Linked DNA regions of Mus musculus: regions 2 and 3 are each linked to region 1. A link is a loop called in an ENCODE intact Hi-C map of the cell type or tissue named here. Cell type or tissue: left cerebral cortex. All regions are shown on one strand. Links, peaks and the distances in the headings refer to the core of each region. The heading gives the core; the rest is flanking DNA. Region 1 overlaps Vat1l (vesicle amine transport protein 1 like). Region 2 holds the start of Gm30107 (a long non-coding RNA gene). Region 3 holds the start of Vat1l (vesicle amine transport protein 1 like).

Region 1 (6,149 bases), core at 798-5,797:
TACACACTGCGCCTGATAAAGAATTGATCAAAAGCGGTAGTCTCTTTCCTTCTAAGCCTCTGCCAGTGGGGCTCCTGCACAACTCCAGGAGCATCCTTAAAGGAGCGTGGAGAGTCTGACAGCAGGACTGGGGTGGGGGTAATTAAATGACCTCTGGAGATTGTTCCTGGCCCTTTATCCAATTTCTGCAGACAGAGCTTCAAGGCGACGTTTCATTTCAGAGAGAAATTTCCAAAACTATGCAGATTAGAGGCAACCCTACAGGGGGGCTTCTCCTAACCCTGCAAGCATCATGGCTCACTTCAACTAGTGAGAAAATAGCTCTTTGCTTTTTTTCCCCCCCCCTGGACTCCAGCTTAGTACAGAAGCAGCTTAAAGTGTGCCTAACCGTCTCCTGTCATCGTGGTTGTTGTTGCAGATGCTGAGACAGGAGGATTACAAACTCATTATCTACCTGGACTACAGACTGGAGTTCCAAGATACCCTGAGAAACGTAGTGAAACCCTGTCTCAAATTAAAAAGTAAAAAGTAGACTTGGGGGGGGGGTGTGGCTCATTGGTCAAGAATGCATCAGGAAGGGATTGGGACATGGCTCAGTGGTAGACCAGTTGCCTACAATCTGTCTGTAAGGGGTTGGGGATTGGATCAGCAGTAGAGTACCAGGATAGAACCAATCAGGAAAGGTCTAGGAACATGGCGCAGTAGTGCAGTGCTTAGCCATTATTCACCAGTGAAGAGATAGAGGTATAATTCAGTGGTAGAGCAATTGCCTAGAATTAGACAGTGTGGGACTGAGGGCAGTGGTCAAGTGTTTTGCCAGAATCTACCATGAATGGGCTAATGAGTCCTTCTACTTCTGAGAAATCAGTGAAACAGTCTGTTCTAGGTAAAACTGAGAGGGAACTGCTGGATTTGAACTCTCTCCAACCTAATTCTGAACCACACTCTGTTGTTGCCTGTAGCCATGTCATCTTTGAGTGAATTACTTATGTTCTTTAGGTGTAGGGCACTTATCCTTAAAATGGGCACGATATGATCCTTGCAAGCTAAGCATTATATATGCAAAGTAAGAGTCTGTTAAATATTTATTACTTCACTTACACCCCTCTCAAAAGAACCCCGGTGAATTGTAAAAGCATTTGTAATTTCATAAGCTCAGAATGGGGTGCCAGGAGCCAGGTATGATTTAGCTGGGTCCTTTGGCTTCCACAAGGCTACAGTCAAGATGTCAGCTGAAATATGATCTCATTTCAAGGTTTAACTGGACAAGTATTTACTACTTCTAAGTTCTTTGGGGGTTGTTGGCAAGATTCAGTTCCTCAGAAGGGCTGAGGGTCTTAGTTGCTTACTGGCTATTGGATGGAATTCGTCTTAGGTCTCGGTCATGTAGGGATTCCACAGGGCAGCCTCCCATTAACACAGTATGCCTCTCTAGAGTCATTGCCTTGTGGATGCTGTGGCCATTTGCTAACTTCATCTTGAAAAGAGGAGACCATCCCTTCTGCTGTGCTCTGCAGGGAAGGCAGCAGGTCCCTTAGCTCCAGCCTACACTCAAGGAGAAAAGAACCCAAGGATATGAATCCCACAAGGGGCAGAGAGCTGTGCTAGCAACCATCTGCCATGACCTAGAGCTTTTCAGTAAGCACAGTGAGCCTGCCTCATCTACAGACTCTACATCAGCAGTTTCAGCAAACGTCGATGAGGAAATACGGGGGGCGGGGGGGGGGATTACATGACCATGAAGACTTTTAAAAAGATTGATTGATTGGTTGATTGATTGATTGCACACTGTAGCTGTCTTCAGACCCACCAAAAGAGAGCATCAGTTCTCATTATGGATGGTTGTGAGCCACCATGTGGTTGCTGGGATTTGAACTCATGACCTTAAGAAGAGCAGTCAGTGCTCTTCACCACTGAGCCATCTCTCCAGGCCCTGAATGTGAAGACTTTGATTTGCTTTCGTGATTTGCTAGACAGTCGAAGAGCACAGTATCATGTGGTACTTGGTGGAACAAATAATCTAGGAAAAAAAAAAGTCTATGGGGAAATGTGTGTAGGTTCTATGTAGGTTCTATGTTGGAGTCCGTGGAGAGCTTCAGAATCAGCCTCCACAGATGGTCAGGGGTGACCAATGGTACCAGGTTTTATGACCAAGTGTGAAAATACTTCAGAAGTCATCATGTAAATGGAAGGACTCAACTGGTTTGTTTATCGGGGTCAATAATAATAATAATAATTCACAATTACCTGACATTCTCAGTCTAAAAAACAGGTTGTTCCTCATCGCATAGAGACCAAAAAAACTGCATTGGAAAGACCCATGGAATTTATATTAAGTGTTGATTTGACAGCACATGACTGCATAATATTATTTGGATGGTAGAGTCAAAATGCCCTCCTTTTCTCCGCCTGACTTTCAAGGCACACCTGCAAGCCTTCCTTCCCAGCTGTTTTACAATACCTACATTTTTATAGAGATGTAAATAAAAGTACTTCTTTCGGTTTTCTCATTTAGCAAGATTACAAAAGCATTCGATCCTGCCGTGTCTACTTTATAATTAGTGGCATATATCTTTCTTTTCCTTAACAGCTCTGCAACATCCCCACTTGGTAGATGAATGTAAAAAGCCATTGTTTATTTACCCATCCCTTTACTTCGACACATAAGCTGTTTCAGTGTTTTGCCACTAAAAGCAACGAAGTCATTATCTTTTATGTTTTTCTCCCATAAATGGAATTGTGTCTCTAAAGTCCCAGAAAAGCAATTTGAACACAAACATTTTAATGGTTCTGTGAGTTTGGATTCAAATGAATAGCAAGAAGCCTTTGATTTTCAAATAAGCAAACATTTCTCCATCAGCCACAGGCTGAGTTCCCTATGCGCAGTTAACGATGTCTGACTTTTTTTTTTTTAATGTCAGAGCATCTAACCTTGAAGCTGAAGGAACAAGAGTATTAAAATTGTGAGACTTTACAAAAATATTTAGACTCAACCTATTTTAAGTTTTTATAAATTGACTTTTGTGAGGCAAGAGATGTTGCATCCCGTTTAGATTTCACTTGAGACATACATGGAGGGCAGGCAAGGTTCAGTGTCTTCTCTATTAATCCCCACAGCGCCCCCTGCAGTTCATGTTCTGCACAGCAGCAAAAAGAAAGGCTCAGAACAAATGGACTTTCCTTTCGCAGGTGATCACTGTCCCCCATCCTTGTCCCCATCCGGTCCCGCAGTGACATTCGTGAGTCTGATAAGCGCCTGGACGTGGGAAAGGAAACCATAGGTCCTTGTTTCTAGGGAAGATGCTCCTCTAACGAGAGTGCCGCTAGGTAGAAGCAGTTTTACCCCAGCAACTAGAAAGCTAAGGGATTTCGCAAATGCGGGTTTTGCCCTGGTAACTAGCTTATTTAGCCAAAAATTATGAAGCAGAGTTACGTAACACTTAAGTAGGCAGGTCTCAAACCCTCACAAATACTCTCATTGTTTAACATTCTGCCAGACCATTCTGACTTATAAAATATATATTTATCCTTTCGTTGTGAAAACTACAACCCTTATTTTTCAGACCCAGAAGACTTACAGGACAGGTCAGCATGTGTGACTGACAGGAGTCGATTGAATAGATTTGCGCCACAAAAAGTTGCTGGCTGAACCACTATTTGAGCTGTAGCGCCCTCTGGTGGAAGGCGGGTGGATTGCCTTCTTCGGGCACATTTTCCTGATTTCACTCATGTCTCTCATGTCTTGTGCCCCAGGTAAAAGAGGCCATGCAGCGCATCCACGACCGAGGGAACATCGGGAAGTTAATTCTGGATGTGGAAAAGACGCCGACCCCGCTGGTAAGTGGAACGTAGAGGGAACTACCCAGCTCAACACCAAAGACAAACCGATGGATCGTCAGAAGTAGTCAGAGCTGGTGTCCGAGGAAATACAGGCAGTTTGCAAGCTCTCCCATGATGCCAGAATGAGGGATTAGCCACGGACTAATGAAAGTGGAGATGGAAAAATTAAAGTGTTTGAGAAAGACAGGAAAATTGCTGAGTGGGGACAGACAGAAAATGGATAGGAAAAAACCAAACATTTACAACTGTTATGTCTAGGCACCAATGCAAAGGCTTCCTAGCTAATCTTAATGCACATACATGGACCCAACAGATTGGTGCTCACTACCTTCAGGATTCTTCTGGTATTCCTCTTGAATTCACTTGCTTTCGTCGGGAGAAAATCCTAATATCCAAGCAACCCACAAGAATACAGCACATAAGATTTACCTGGTCCCAAACTAGCATCTTTGGGGGACAGATGGCATAGGATGTAGCCTTGAACCTCTGAGTGCTTGCATTCAAAGCTGGGTTCTCAGTCCCATTTGCAACCTGGGAAAGTTTAGCCCACCACCTTTGGTCCTATTTATAAGCAAGAGACTGACAGGTTCCTCTCAGTCAGTTAGAAAGGCAGGTGCTGAGTATGGCCCACCCCTCTAAGTTCTAGGTAGGCCAAACAAAGAAAGTATGGAGGTTTGTGCAGCAGTATCTGCCACTTTCAAGAAATAGAAGTGAAATAAGTAAAATGATCTATGGTTCTCAGCCCAAGTGTATGTTTTCAGAAACAGATTCTTGTCTTCTATAGCTTAGGTGTACCGCAATTTCACTCCACACAAGAGAGTTAAAGGAAGGGTCATTTGTGCCACTTACATTGCTGATAACAACATGAATATAGTTTTTAAAAATATGACATCACAGGACTATTGAAGTAGGGAATGATATTGTGGAATTAGGAAGGAAGAGCTAGGGTCCAAGGACTCCCACGCAAATACACTGTGGTCTACGTAAATATGTCTCTTTCAGTACCGTGCATAGAAGGTTCTAGAGCTGCCCTGGCCAACTATTGCATTTAAACAAACTATCTGGCACTGGCTTTCCATGCAAAGGCAATGCCTGTCTCCACGAACCCATGATGTTCTGATGGTCCTTGGTCTAGGGTTAGGTTTACTTGACCAAGGGTCAGAACCCGTCACATGAAAACCAAAAGATGCTCCCATTTGGGCCAACAAGAGCTCAGCTCTACCCCTGTTGAGTTATAGTTCCTGTTTTCTGAGAATGTTCTTACCCTGACACCCAAAGGAAGAAAGAGACAGTGAAGCATGGGTATTTGAAGCGTCAGTGGTAGGGAAGATGTCTCATCCCTTCTAGATGGAAAGCTAGAATTGAAGGGATGACAACATGAAGTCAAGCTGAATCCAGAACATCGTGAGAATCAGGATGGACCCAAGGAGGTTATCTCCAGAGCTATGAAGTGATGTTAAAGGCGGCAGCAGAGCCTTAGCAGGTACTAGTAAAGGGTATAGAAGGGGTCCTCAGAGAGACTTCTTCCTATAGAATATAGAAATGACCAGTCTGAAAGAAGTCCGTCCCATGATGCTTCAGTCCATCCCATGATGCTTCAGTCCATCCCATGATGCTTCAGTCCATCTCAGTGATGCTTCATCCAATGCTCAGAGATGGTGAGGGAGTGGGATACATGACCTTTATCATGACCTCTGTTGAATTGCAGATGGCCAATGACAGCACAGAGACCAGCGAGGCAGGGGAGGAAGAAGAGGACCATGAAGGGGACAGCGAGAACAAAGAGAGGATGCCCTTCATCCAGTAAGCCAGACCTCGCATCGGTGAAAGTGGAGGATGGCTGGGAAGAAGATGGCCGCCAGGAGAACTCTTCTGTGCCCCAGTGAACCAATGCTGTAGTCCAGTGTGTGTCGTGTTTGTCTGCAGTCAGCCAAGCTAAGAAGCTGTTGATCACTGTTGTGTTTGGAATTAAGTGCCAATCCCATTCCATGCAGTATTGTGTCCCTTCCTGGTCTGTGTATCACGCTCTCCCCTCTCCCTTAAAGCAAACCCATCCTTCTTTGGGTCCTTCTTGACGGTTCTAGAATAGCCTTGCAAACTAATACTGGCCCACAGGGCCCAAGGTCAGAAACCAGGCCACGCTTGATTGAAAGGTGTTGTCACGGAGCTCTGTTCAGATCCCCACTCTTCTTCGGGCCAATGACACTCTTTGCCTGCCAACAATCAGCCATGCCTCTAAGCATGGCACTTACCAGTTTGGCTAGTGACAGGAGAGTAGGCCAGAAGTATTCACGACCCTATACATACAG
Region 2 (6,149 bases), core at 540-5,539, 290 kb before region 1:
TCTGGAGAGCTAAATATTAAATTCTTTTGAGCATACCCGTTGAGCCATGGTCCAGAGTTGCTACTACTGTTCCTCAGGGAAAGAGCTGAAGGCAACCAGAACTGTGGGTCAAGAATCCCTAAGAGTGAAGAGTCCATAGCAGGCATTGGAATGAAAGGATCAAAAGAAAGATTGAAAAAATATATGCATATATATCTGGAACACACATATATATGTGTATGTATATATACGTGTGTTTATGTATGTATGTATGTATGTATGTATGTATGTATGTATGTGTATGAATGACTTAAATTATTCTACATGGGGGATGATGCTCTCCAAGAAACCATAGATTGGTAAATACAAAGCCTAGGGCCAGGTGTGAGCTACTGCCCCTAGACTTGTTCATCAGAAGTGTCCCAAAGGCACACAAGATAGTGCCAGCTTTTGCCCTTGTTCCTTGTTATTCACCAGAACTCAAATGGTAAAACCCTATTGCTGAAGACATCACAGCCTGGCTACAAGACATGGAGAAATCAGTCTTGGATTGACCAGTAAGTTTCCCCCTCTTCACCAACTGTCACCGTACCGGAAGGTGTTGTGAAGTCTTTGGGGAGAAGAGGCATCACCAATCATACCCAGTTGGGAACCTTGAAAACCACAAGATAACTTCTGGCTGAACAAGATGCACTAGTGAGGGACTGGAGAGATAGATAGCTCCGTGGTTAAGAGGTCTGTTAACTGCTCTGTTCTTCCGGAGGGCCTGAGTTCAATTCCCAGCAACTACATGGTGTCTCATACTGTACTGGAATCTGATGCCCTCTTCTACATTCAGGTGTACATGCAGATAGAGCCACTCACATACATGAAATGAATAAATAAAATCTAAATTTAGAAATAGGTGCGTGCAGACGCAATAGCGGATACAGCAGTGGCGTGGACGTTATAGGAAATAAACAACCACTCTTCAACAGGATTTAAGGGCCAATCCAAAGGAGGAACTGCATGCCTGGTGCTGGAAATCTGGACAAGAACCGCATACCAAATCGCTGTCTAAATGTGTATCTCTACCCATAGATGAATACAGCTTTCAGGTTTTATTAGAGAGGCTTCTCTGTACAAAAGAAAGGCTCAGAAAGGATAAAGAACTCCAGAGTCTTGAGTTCAAATACAACCCTCTGTTAGTTTTTCACCATCTCTAATACTCAATGTGCATCTGTGCCCTGCTCAAGACCACTAAGCTATGTGTAATGTGGAGAAGAGCATTCCTTTGGCTACCAGTTTAAGATTTTGATCTAGCAACACAGCTACCAGGGATTTAATTCCCAGTAGGAGTTTCAAGGATGAGAAAGTGAGGTGGATCCTACTGGTCGTTCCAGCACTCTAAAGACAGGAGGGTCCATTGAACTGTAAAGTTAAGGGTTCTTTGGAAAGTCGGTTGAATGGGGTTTGGCTTGGGCACACATGGGAAGGAACTTTTGTGTTAGAGTGGACACAGGTGTGAAAGGCTAAGGCAGACTTGTGAAGGAATATGTCACTGAAGCCGACACAGGAGAGAGCATGTTCTGCTAAAGCAAACACATGACAGGACATGTGATGAAGGATTCTTGGCTAAGGACATGCATGTTTTGGTCTGCCTTACATTGCGTAGTTGAACTGCATTTGTCAGGACTCCACAGAGAGAACCACACCAAAAACCTTCTGGTGATGTACTGCAGTTTCTTGCAGACTCAGGCTGATTGGATGCATGTGCTGAGACAAGAGCCCTGCTGAGGCAAGACCCATGGAGGACACGTGATGTTTGGAGGGTATAAAGAGGACTCCATGGAGTGACTTGAGACAGAGCATGGCTTGCTGGTACAGCTAGCTGTGCAATGCTTGTGGGTCTCACATCTTTATTGATCTTTGCTTCCCTGAGAAAGGCACAGCTGAGAACTTCTCCTGGTGTCCCTCCTGCTGATTCAAGCCAAGGCCGAGACCTGGCTATGTCACTGCTGTTGCTAACCTGACTCTACTAAAGTGTTTTCGAGAGATTACTGCTGCTGCTAACCTGTGAAATGAACAGCCCATTTCCAGACAACAATGATGGGGGTTGCTCCAAAGAACCTTTCTAAACAGGTTCGCTCCCCCCCCCCACCAAGTTCACTCCCCCATCCTTTCTTTTCTATTATCTGGGCGGGGGAGGGGGCGCTACAAGTCAGGTTAAAGTGTTTAAGAACCACCATTAAAAATGAGGCATTTGAAAAAAAATTAAAGTTACAGTCCAGAATTCAAAACCCAACCGTGGTTATGCAGGAAGACCTTGTCTCCAAAACTGCATTGAAAATGTATGCGAATATTTGTTTTTCAGGAACTTTCATAGGACATTCGTCATCACAAGGTACAATGTGGAACCATGTAATGTCCTGCTGTAGGGAGCTATTTAACCCCATGGTCAGTCAGTCCATGTGGATAATGTCCAGCCTACAGGCATTCCTCTATGCTAGGTATGGTGTGCAACAATCATCCTGGCACCTAGGAGGAAGAGACAGGAAGCTCATCTTGACTATGTAGCAAATCAGAGGCCAACATGGGCTACATGAGACTATCTCAACACACACACACACACACACACTCCAAGAGAATATTCATAAGCATAAAGGACCTTTCAAATGTAAACGTGTATATGACTCAGAGATGGTCAGCAGAGCTTTAATAAATTATAAATTTATTACATTATTGATCATCTTGTGTATACAAGGAAATATGACTTAATACCAGGATGAAACAGTTAATAAAGCCAACACATCAGACATTGCCCTGTTATTGTGGATCGCTGGAGTCTGACAAGGGTCACTAAGAGTCAATAAGCAAGACCAATGTCATAACACATTGGCTCCACTCTGAACTGCCCCCTCCTTGACATGATAATGACATCCCACGGCTGAGACCCAGCCCATCTTCACCACATGTCTCTTAAAGCGAATGCATTTGCAACTCTTTCATTTACTTTTAATATGTGCTCAGTTAGGCCTTTTTGATCCATTTTGCCCATGGGTTAGTGTGTCAAGATGGTTCAGAAGGTATGGGCACTTGCCCTGCTAGCCTGACAATTCCCAGTTCTGGCCCTGGAACCCTCAAAGGTAAAAGGAGAAAACTGGCTCCTAAACATTGTCCACTGAGCTCCGCATGCATGGTGCAGCACACACACACACACACACACACACACACACACACACCAATTCAATAAAACAAATGCTCACCAGCTTCCAAGTCAGGAAAACCAGGATTCTCCTAAAACACCGTTTTTTATTCTCGGGAATTGCCATGCAGGAGAGTGATAATTAATCCGGAGGATGAATTGGTAGCTTTTCCAAAATTGCTGAAATCTTGGAGATTGTTAGGAACACAAACACCCTTTCTAATGGATCCCTGCTTTTTAAAATAAAACTATCTTCTTACACCAGTACTAGATTTTCAGGAAACTCCCTCCTGCATACTACCAAGGCACCCAGCATTATGGTCTCCTCACAGCATCTTCCAGCATCTTACTCTCAGCATGATGTTGGCCTCGGTTTTCTGGTTGTTTGGGGGCAGCTGGGTGGGGGTGGTTTTCTTCCTGGCTGTAGTATGTGTTACAACCAGCAGAGGGCAGGATTACACAACACACCCAAGCTCCTCTGTTCTGGGTCTAAACAAGGAAATGGATGAGGGTTAGCGACAGGGGCATAGAACAAATTATTGTCAATGCTCTCAGAGATGACAGCACGAGAAATATTTAGAGATGACAGTCACTGTGCCTGGCCCAGTCATTGGACTATTAACCTAGCGATGTCAGCTTCCCACAGCTATAAAATATTATGCAAGTGACCCCCAAACTTAATTTGCCATCTAAAGGTCTATAGTATTCATGGCTTACCCTTATCCCACTGTCCTGAAGCTTTGAACTTACTAAAATGTAACTCAGATGACGTGCCTCCTGGGTTAAAATCGGAGGGCGATTAGCATGGGAGATTATTCACACCTCGGTGGCTCCATTATCTCCTTCCAATCAAAGGTAATAGTCTCTTCCCCAGTGTGAGAGTCAGAGGTTGTGTGGGCTGTGGGAGTCAAGACGATGGGAGGGGCATCTTTTCCAGTGATGCATTAGGCACGTGCAAGGCACAAATGCAGCCCTCCCACCACCTCAATAAAACAAATAATATTAATGCTCATTTTCCAGGCAAGGACACAAAGCCACAGAGTGATGCAGAGTGATGAAATAAATTACCTAGGTGTTAGCATTTCGTCTAGTCTCCTCCCAACAGTTACCTAGCAACAGCCAGGTACCAGCCTGGTTTGCTATAGATTTGGCCTTTCCTTCCCCCTCTCCCTCTCCCCCTCCCTCTCTCCCTTCCTCCCTTCCTCCCTCTCCGCCCTCCTCCCCTTTTCTCTCTCCGCATGTTCCTGGCCTCTTCTTTCTCTCTCCTTTCTCTGTCTCTGTCTCTGTCTCTCTCTGTCCCCTCTCTTTCTCTGCCTCTATTCCCTTTTCAATCCCACTACTCATACCCCAAAATAAACTTCATTTACACTAGCCCTGTCATATGGTTGGTCCTTCAGGGGAGGATGTCTCAGTGTGGGCCTGCTAAGGCAGCCCCTCCTGCTACATCATGCCACTGCATTACAAACATTTCACCAGGGATGTGGTGATAGAAAACCACAGCTCTGACCCGGAACTCCAGAAGATAGGCTTCAGCCGCTGTCCATCATTGTTTCCAGGGGCTTCCACACAGGTAAACATGCTGTCCACCACCAACTATTGGCCCTTATTCAAATGAGGACCACTTTCTACCCTTGGTCACTCATGCCTTCTTAATAGAGGCCCACCAACATCCTCAAGGCAGAAGCATGGGAAAGCTGAAGTTCTCAGAGCTCCCAGGTAAAGTTTTGATAGGAAGGCTCCATGCGAAGCAGGATTCAACTGCTCGTCAATCAGGCATGAACTCCGGCTACAAACAGGAGTTCCAAAAAGGCTTATACCTGCCATTTCGGAACTCCAGAGGCTGAGGCATGAAATCAGTCATGTATTTAAAATCAGCCTGGGCTACACTGCAAGTTCCAAACTAGTTCTGGCTACACAGTGAAAGCCAAAAGCCCCTTCCTGAGCTAGAGCCTACGGTATTTTATAATTCTGCTTTCCTTTATTTATTTTTTTCAACACTGACTCCATTCTGTGTTCATAGTGGGCTTAATACTTTCAACAGGGAAGCCATATTACTGGGTTCCATCAGAGATCTGCTGCCTCCATGACACTCACTGTCTCTGTACCTTGCTTCTCTCGTCTGTACAATGAAGCACCATTTGGCTTGATGGATAGAGGTATTTTTTTTTTTTTGTAGAACAATGATCATATGCCTGGTACTGTTCTTTGTGCTACAAACACAGATCACAACTGCCCTTCCCCAAAGAGCTCACCTGCTAGCACATTCTAACAAAATGCACCCCACAAATCCAACAGGCGATATCATGGGAGTCATAGCTAATCTCATTCACAGCCAGTGATTTGGGGAACTGAGCTTGGGCTAGGCTCTATCTATAAGTAGTATTTCTAAAAGAAAGAAAAAGAAAAGGAAAGAAAAATATCAATATAATCCTCTGACGTATTTCCAGAATGTGCTAATATTACTAATAGAAAACTGAGAGTTAAGAGGATCCAGTCAGGGACTGGATGGATGAATCCAGGATTAGGAACACTCACTGCTCCTGCAGAGGATCCAGACTGGGCACCTAACATTCACACAGCAGCTCACACTGCCTATAACTTCAGTTTCAGGGGATCTGACGCCCTCTTCTGGCCACTATGGGCACCTGTACATACCTGGCACATATAAACTCATGTAGGCACATAGCTATATAAATGAATGAGTGAGTGAATGAATGAGTCAATGAATGAATAATAAATAAATAAATAGATTTTGAAAGATTTCATTACCAAAAGGTGAAAGGTTAGAGGATCAGAACAGGCTTATCATGTTTCTATTTTCTGTGAAAGCTCAGATCAAGGAGCCCAGATGAGAGTTTAAGCTAGAAATTACAAGTAATTCCTATCTGTATTCAAACCCTCTTCTGTGTTCTGTATGCGTTATTTGTGTTTTGTGTGTCCGTGTCTCTGTGTGTGTGCGTGTGTGTGTGTGTGTGTATCTTTGTGT
Region 3 (6,149 bases), core at 660-5,659, 160 kb before region 1:
CAGGGGCAGAACTGATCTGACCCAGTTCAACAAACACACATGGTGAGATGCTAAGAGAATGAACTTGGAGTCCGTTTTCTCTTATCCAAAAGAACCGATATGTTAGCTATGCCAAGTCACTTAAGACACAATTTCCCTACTGACTGGTGGAAATAGCCATCCTTACTTCATGAGGTTATTCTGAAATCTTAATATCACACTCGATGTCCAGAACAGCAGACATGGCCCACACAGCTGTACATTGCTGTGTTATCAACACTGAAGCCACCTCTACTTAAGACCCACGTGCCCCCATGTGCAGAATGACAGTGACCAGCGTCCCACGGACAGCAGGGGAGTCTCTCAGCTTGGGGATTCTTTGCTAGACACCAAGGGCAGGGTAGACCAAACACTCCCAGGAACAGCTATTGGCCAACCATACACAGAGTTCAGTGGCTAAATAGCAAGTTCCCTGCTTCTTGAATGAGACAACTCTGGGATTTATTTCATCCACAATGTATCCCCCAAGGTCTCCTACAGTTTTAACTCCATTCATCCATTGTGGTAATCTGCTCTTAAAAGCACTCTGTATTGACTTCTACCATTTTTTCTATCTCACTTTCCGAATTCATAACCGAAGCTTCCTGGGATTACCCCCAAAATAGACCACGGGAATGCCAATCCTTACTCCAGGACTGAATCCTGCCTGAATACCCTATTTCACAAAGTGTACCGGGTTCTTAACTGGATTGACGATAAAATTCAGCTCCTCCCTCTGCCCTCGCCCTCCTGTGCATAACCATTGCCTGTCACCTGCATCGTCTGTTTCTGTCTGAGCTCTGAGCCCAATCTTTCATCTCTAACCAATCACTGTGCTTCCAGAGAGCTATCATCTCACTCGCTGCCCACTTATTGCAACATTATTACCCCAAATGCCGTTCTGGTCATTCTGGTCCCTCATTTTTCTATTTGAAGCTATGGATGGTTCCTATCACCTCCACGATTATATAATAATAATAATAATATCATAATTCAGAGACCATCCCCAAATATCGCTGTCTTCAGCTTCCTCTGCAGGGACTGCAGCTCACAGAACCCATGAGCCATCTCTGAAGGTCGTGTTCACCTGTCACCTTTGTCTGGGCTCAGTGGGCCTGGAATCTTCTTGGACTGCAGAACTAGCTCATGTAGCCCCTCCTTCCTGAGAATTCCTACAACCCCATAGGATGAGTTGATAGTTCCATGCTCTGGGGCTCCACAGCGGCACCTGCTTACCTTGGCTCAATCGTTCATCAAACATGTTTGACTATGGACCAATCATGAGCTATGCTTAGGAAAACAGGGTTGGATAAAAAGTAGCACAGCTCCTGCGCACCTGAAGTTTAAGCTGGGCAAAGGAAGAAGACATTGTCAAAAGAAATCATATTACAGTTACAAACTGGCACACACTTTAGCCGTGAAGGACTCAGCCTGGGAGTTGGTGAATTTTGCACAAGAAAGTGATACTCTGGATGAATCTGGATTTTGGAATTAACCCTAATAACGGTGGTGTGCTGAGCATCCAAAGTCAAGGGCACAGCAACTGCAGAGTTCTGAGTTAATTTGGAGGACAGAATGATTTTTTTCCAGGTGAACCAAAGTTTTAAAACAGAGGCACAGGAGTAATAGGAGGAGGAGAGACTGATTGTCCTGGGCTCAATTTGCCATACTCCTGAGATCACTGTGTCCTGATAGCCTCTCTCACTGGGACCGAGATCTTCACCATCTCTGAGAGCTCAAGGATGGGAGCTGCCTAAACTGACACAGGCACCTGAGCTGAGAAATTGGATCTCTTACACCGCACAAGGCAACTCCTATCTCGCCTTTTAAGATAGCACAAATGACCTTTTTTTAAGAATCAGAATTTATTATGTGATGGATATGATTGGATTGCATCTGTAGTTTTGTTATTTTTTTATTTTATTTTTGGAGAAAGGGTCTCACTATGTAGAGCTGGCCACCCTGGAACTCACTATGTAGACCAGTCTATCCTCAGATTCATGAGAAATTCATCTGCCTCCTGGTTGCTGGAATTCTGAAATTAAAGGCGTTGCGCGCACGCGCGTACACACACACATACACACACATACACACGCACGCACGCGCCCAGCAATTTTAAATTCTTGTTTAGGTTTTTTAAGACAGGGTCGCCCTACCTCAGCTTCCATACTACAGATGTGTCACCAAACACTGCTGGGGAAAGTACTCGTTTTTTTTGTTGTTGTTGTTGTTGTTGTTGTTGTTTTTCTGTAACCTTGCAAAACAAAAGGCAGGTGTGGGGAGGGGAGGGGGGAGGGAGGAGGGAGGGGGGAGAAAGGGAGAGAGAGAAAGAGGGAGAGAGAGAGAGAGAGAGGAGAGAGAGAGAGAATTTGGTCCTCTGGAGGTCCTAGCAGGAAACAGGCTTGTTCTGGGAGCCTCTTTCCTAGAAAAAAAAGCATGGGTACTGAGAACTAACTGTCATAAGGAAGCCACAGAAGTCCAGAAACAGCATCCCTAGTGACAGGGGTGGGGGTGGGGGGTGGCGTCCAGATGGAAAAGACTGGACCTGGCTCTTTGGAGCCTTACTTGGGATGTATCTTTAACTTCCCGCACCTCCCTGCCGCTCCACTCAGAACCAGCAGATGGGAAACAGCCCAATTTCCCAGCTATCCCTCCCATCCCTGCCTACCCGCGGGAGAAGAGGCAACCTTGTCTCTCGCAGCATCCTCCAGGCCCAGACATTCGTCTCTGTCCATTTCAAGGCGCCAGAGTCTGTGCCGTATATACCCAAGTATTTGCCCATTGTAGGGGTTGGAGTAGCCATCCGGCCTCTTCTTCTGTGTTTGTATTCAAGAGTCTTGGGGAAATCTGTTTTTAGTGTTGAGACAAATAGCCTGACTTAGTACTAGCACAAAAGGTGGACTTGAGATTTGTTTTGGAGTAAGTAGGAGGAAATGTGAGGGAGGGGGTGGGGCGCTAGGGCGCGGCTCCTCTAAGGATTACGGCGGAGGCGGTGGACCGCGGCTCCGCTCACAGAGGTTGCAGCCATTGCACTGAAGAGCATCCCACATTCAACAGGAGGAACCCGCGGGAGAGCAGACCCGACCCCTTCACAACCGCAGCCTGTGCGCCCCGCGGCCCCTCGAGCGCCATGGCTAAGGAAGGCGTAGAGAAAGCGGAGGAGACCGAACAAATGATTGAGAAGGAGACCAGCAAGGAACCTGCTGAGGGCGGCGACGGCTCCCACCGCCTCGGGGATGCCCAGGAGATGCGCGCTGTGGTGCTGGCCGGCTTCGGCGGACTCAACAAGCTGAGGCTCTCTAGAAAGGCCATGCCGGAGCCACAGGACGGCGAGCTCAAGATCCGCGTCAAAGCCTGGTCCAGTATCCACGACTTTTTGGTTTTTCTCTCTTTCCGCGCTGGGCGCACCGGCAGTGGGTGGGAGAGCCTAGATTGGGGATGCTGCCCCAGGTACCCAGCACCCACAGTCAGCGAGCACCCTCTCTGCATTCACACTTGGCTCTCAGAACCTCCCGGGTAGCCCAAGCCACTGGAGCCTGGGGAGGATGCTCAGAGGTGGTCCTTCTCCCCACACCAGATGTAGGGTGACAGGAAGGATAGTGGTGCCTAGGACTTGAGGTCTGGAAAATTGCCTTGTGCCCCTCTTGTAGGACAACTCAGCTCCTAACACTGGGAGGGACGTAAGGGTGGGACTTGATCGTTAGCATGGTTAAAAAAAATAACAATCGCCGTGTATATACACGTAGTTCCTGGTGCTAGTTTGTTTTCTTTCTTTCTTTCTTTCTTTCTTTCTTTCTTTCTTTCTTTCTTTCTTTCTTTCTTTCTGGAGTTTTACATATACGATCCCGTTTAATACTTCCTGAGACCCAGTAAGTCAGGTGCCCAGCTTTAGAGGTGAGAAAAACAGTGGATGGGGGAAAATAAATGATCTGCCAAGATCGCTGAGCTGCCAGTAAGTGGTGTGGCTGCCACTTGACACTTGATCTCCCTTTTCACCTCTCTGCGTCCAAATGGGGCTGAAGGCAGGGTGCATGCCCTTGTGTATCTCCTTCCCAGTACTTACTGTGAGAGAAGGAACTGAGAATCAAGAGGGTTAAATCCTCGGCCTCTAAGCTGGGTGAAAGGTGAGACCAGGGATGCAGCCTTCTCTCCCCCACTGCATCTTCTGCTTTCCTCCTGGCTGGGAAAGCCCCATCCTATTCCTTAGGAACGAACTCCTGTGGTGGCCGCAGAAGGAGCCCACACTCTAAGAGGTCCGCTATTCTCCTGGGGAAACTTGCCAGTGCCTAGAACAGCAGAGATTTCCCCAGTAGTGTGTAAGTGAGAAAGCTTGTCTCTGCCTGGGGAGGCACTGCACTCCCATGTCCCTGAAGTCTAGTGGGGTGCAGACTGATAGAGCTGCTCGCTGGACCCCGCATTCTACAGTAACTGTGAATCTTACAAGGGTTGGCTGGATCTCCTAAGCCCCTGGCGTTTCTACTTCTTAGAAATAGCAGCAAACTCAAACCTGCTTAGGACAGATCTGGAAAAAAAAGCCAGCATCTATAACCTGATCTGAAGGCAGGGGAAAAAAAATGCAAAAAGCTCCTTTTGGCCCCTGCACCACCTTGACAGCAGGTGGGTTTTATTTGCCAGATCAGAAGGCAGCTGGTGAGCGCAGCGGGCACTGATCCATGGTTAGTTCTTCATACATGTTCTTCTTGACATTAAACAGTGTTCTGAGGTTTTCTCTGGCAAGTGGAGGATTTCAGGGCAAGAGAGGAAGAATTTAGCAGTCTGGGGATCCTGTAGCTTCCGTTTCATTAACTCTTAGGAAGCCAGGGTGATTGGTCCCAGCAGGCAGAGGTTTTACCCACCCTATTCAGCAATATATTGCCATCATATAGCAGAGTTGGCACACTGCATAGTCTAAGTGGTGACAGGTGAATGGATTGAGGGTGGGGTAACTTGGAGGGGGGAGTGTGGGTAGTCATTTTTCTTTATTTGTTGATAGAAGTCCATCAACCTAGCATAATTACCATGTATGAATAACTTTCTTTCCTTAACCACCTCATCAAAAATATTATGTATACATATTTATACACAAGTGTGTGTGTTTGTGTGTGTGTGTGTGTGTGTATGTGAGAGAGACAGACAGAGACAGACAGAGACAGAGAGACAGAGAGACAGAGAGAGACATAAACTTTCATTCACGCTGAAGATGGAGGTCTAGGACCCTTGAGAACATATTCCAAGAATAACTGTTAGGGCCACAGTTTAAAAAATTGAACTCCGTGTGTAATACAAATCAGCCTGTATTCTTCAGCTTTCGGTATTGTATTTTGTAGCCTCATGCTAACTTCCAGAAAATGCCTGTAGGGGCAGGGATGTTTTGAAATAATTTCAAGATAAAAGTGAGGAGGCAAGGAGATGATTTTCAAAGCCTGGCATACATGTTCTTTAATGGAGCCTAAAAACAAAATGTGTACACACACATGCACACACACACACACATGCACACACACACACACACGCACACACACACACACACACACACACACACACACACACACACACACCTCTACAGAAGCCCCGCTTATTCAGAAAGCCATAGAGACCTGGTCTATACTAGGAATATAGTACAGCAGTGAGCTCAGATTGAGTTTTTCTTTCACCAAGTAAGAATCAGTTTGCAAGGCAGCAGCATTGGCGTAGCTTGTGGAGATGGCCCTCTGGGTTTGTCATCCTCCACTGGGCTGGGATTGGCTGGTCAAAGAGTCCCATTGATTATAAGTTTCTGCCTTGAGAGGCAACGTGACTCATTCCATGTTTTTATGAATCAACTGGGGCCTTGCAACTGAAGGTCCTCCTTTTATCTGCTCTCTGTTTTTGTTTTGTTTTTTTTTTTTTGAAACCCTTTGTCATCAAATAAGATGTCCTTTTTGATGGAAACAAAGCACAGCATATCTGAACTACTATTAGACCTAGGACAAGGGTTCAAGTTGGTGACTCTGTAATTATAAAAGTAGACAAGAAGAAGCAGGAAAAAAATGGTATTTGTGGATTGATTGAGCAGGTATCTTTCTTAAAGAACAAATTGAGTATTGGGGACATTGGGTGACTTGTCAAATATATCACACAACCAGCAGTTA

Evidence for each region. A loop is a pair of places that touch in the nucleus more often than their neighbours do. Peaks named below come from ENCODE experiments on the same cell type or tissue, not always from the same donor. Only the 100,000 strongest peaks of a DNase experiment are listed, where the experiment ranks them.
Region 2: a loop joins it to region 1, with 8 times the contacts of the local background. A loop is called at or near these places in 38 of 42 quality-filtered maps.
Region 3: it touches region 1 in a loop (6-fold over the local background); 5 of 42 quality-filtered maps call a loop at or near these places.

What each region holds. Positions count from the first base shown.
Region 1 is chr8:114,366,099-114,372,247 of GRCm38, forward strand. It overlaps Vat1l (vesicle amine transport protein 1 like), which reads left to right. Exons shown (of 9, transcript NM_173016.3): 8 at 3,754-3,837; 9 at 5,549-6,149. The coding sequence ends at 5,647. Among named protein-coding and RNA genes, the nearest start is that of 4933408N05Rik, 18 kb to the left of the region's middle. In left cerebral cortex, for the core only: CTCF peaks have their summits at 3,123 (motif pointing left) and 3,680 (motif pointing left); DNase peaks (open chromatin) are centred at 3,138 and 3,677; H3K4me3 peaks cover 532 bases.
Region 2 is chr8:114,077,619-114,083,767 of GRCm38, forward strand. It overlaps Gm30107 (a long non-coding RNA gene), which reads right to left and starts at 3,522. Exons shown (of 4, transcript XR_879214.1): 1 at 3,225-3,522. In left cerebral cortex, for the core only: a CTCF peak has its summit at 3,611 (motif pointing right); a DNase peak (open chromatin) is centred at 3,603.
Region 3 is chr8:114,202,568-114,208,716 of GRCm38, forward strand. Vat1l (vesicle amine transport protein 1 like) reads left to right here and starts at 3,073. Exons shown (of 9, transcript NM_173016.3): 1 at 3,073-3,375. The coding sequence starts at 3,149. It overlaps Gm30272 (a long non-coding RNA gene), which reads right to left and starts at 3,067. Exons shown (of 3, transcript XR_388052.4): 1 at 2,687-3,067; 2 at 2,175-2,272. In left cerebral cortex, for the core only: no CTCF peak of the experiment used is centred there; DNase peaks (open chromatin) are centred at 2,742, 3,070, 3,204 and 4,333; H3K4me3 peaks cover 2,000 bases; H3K27ac peaks cover 378 bases.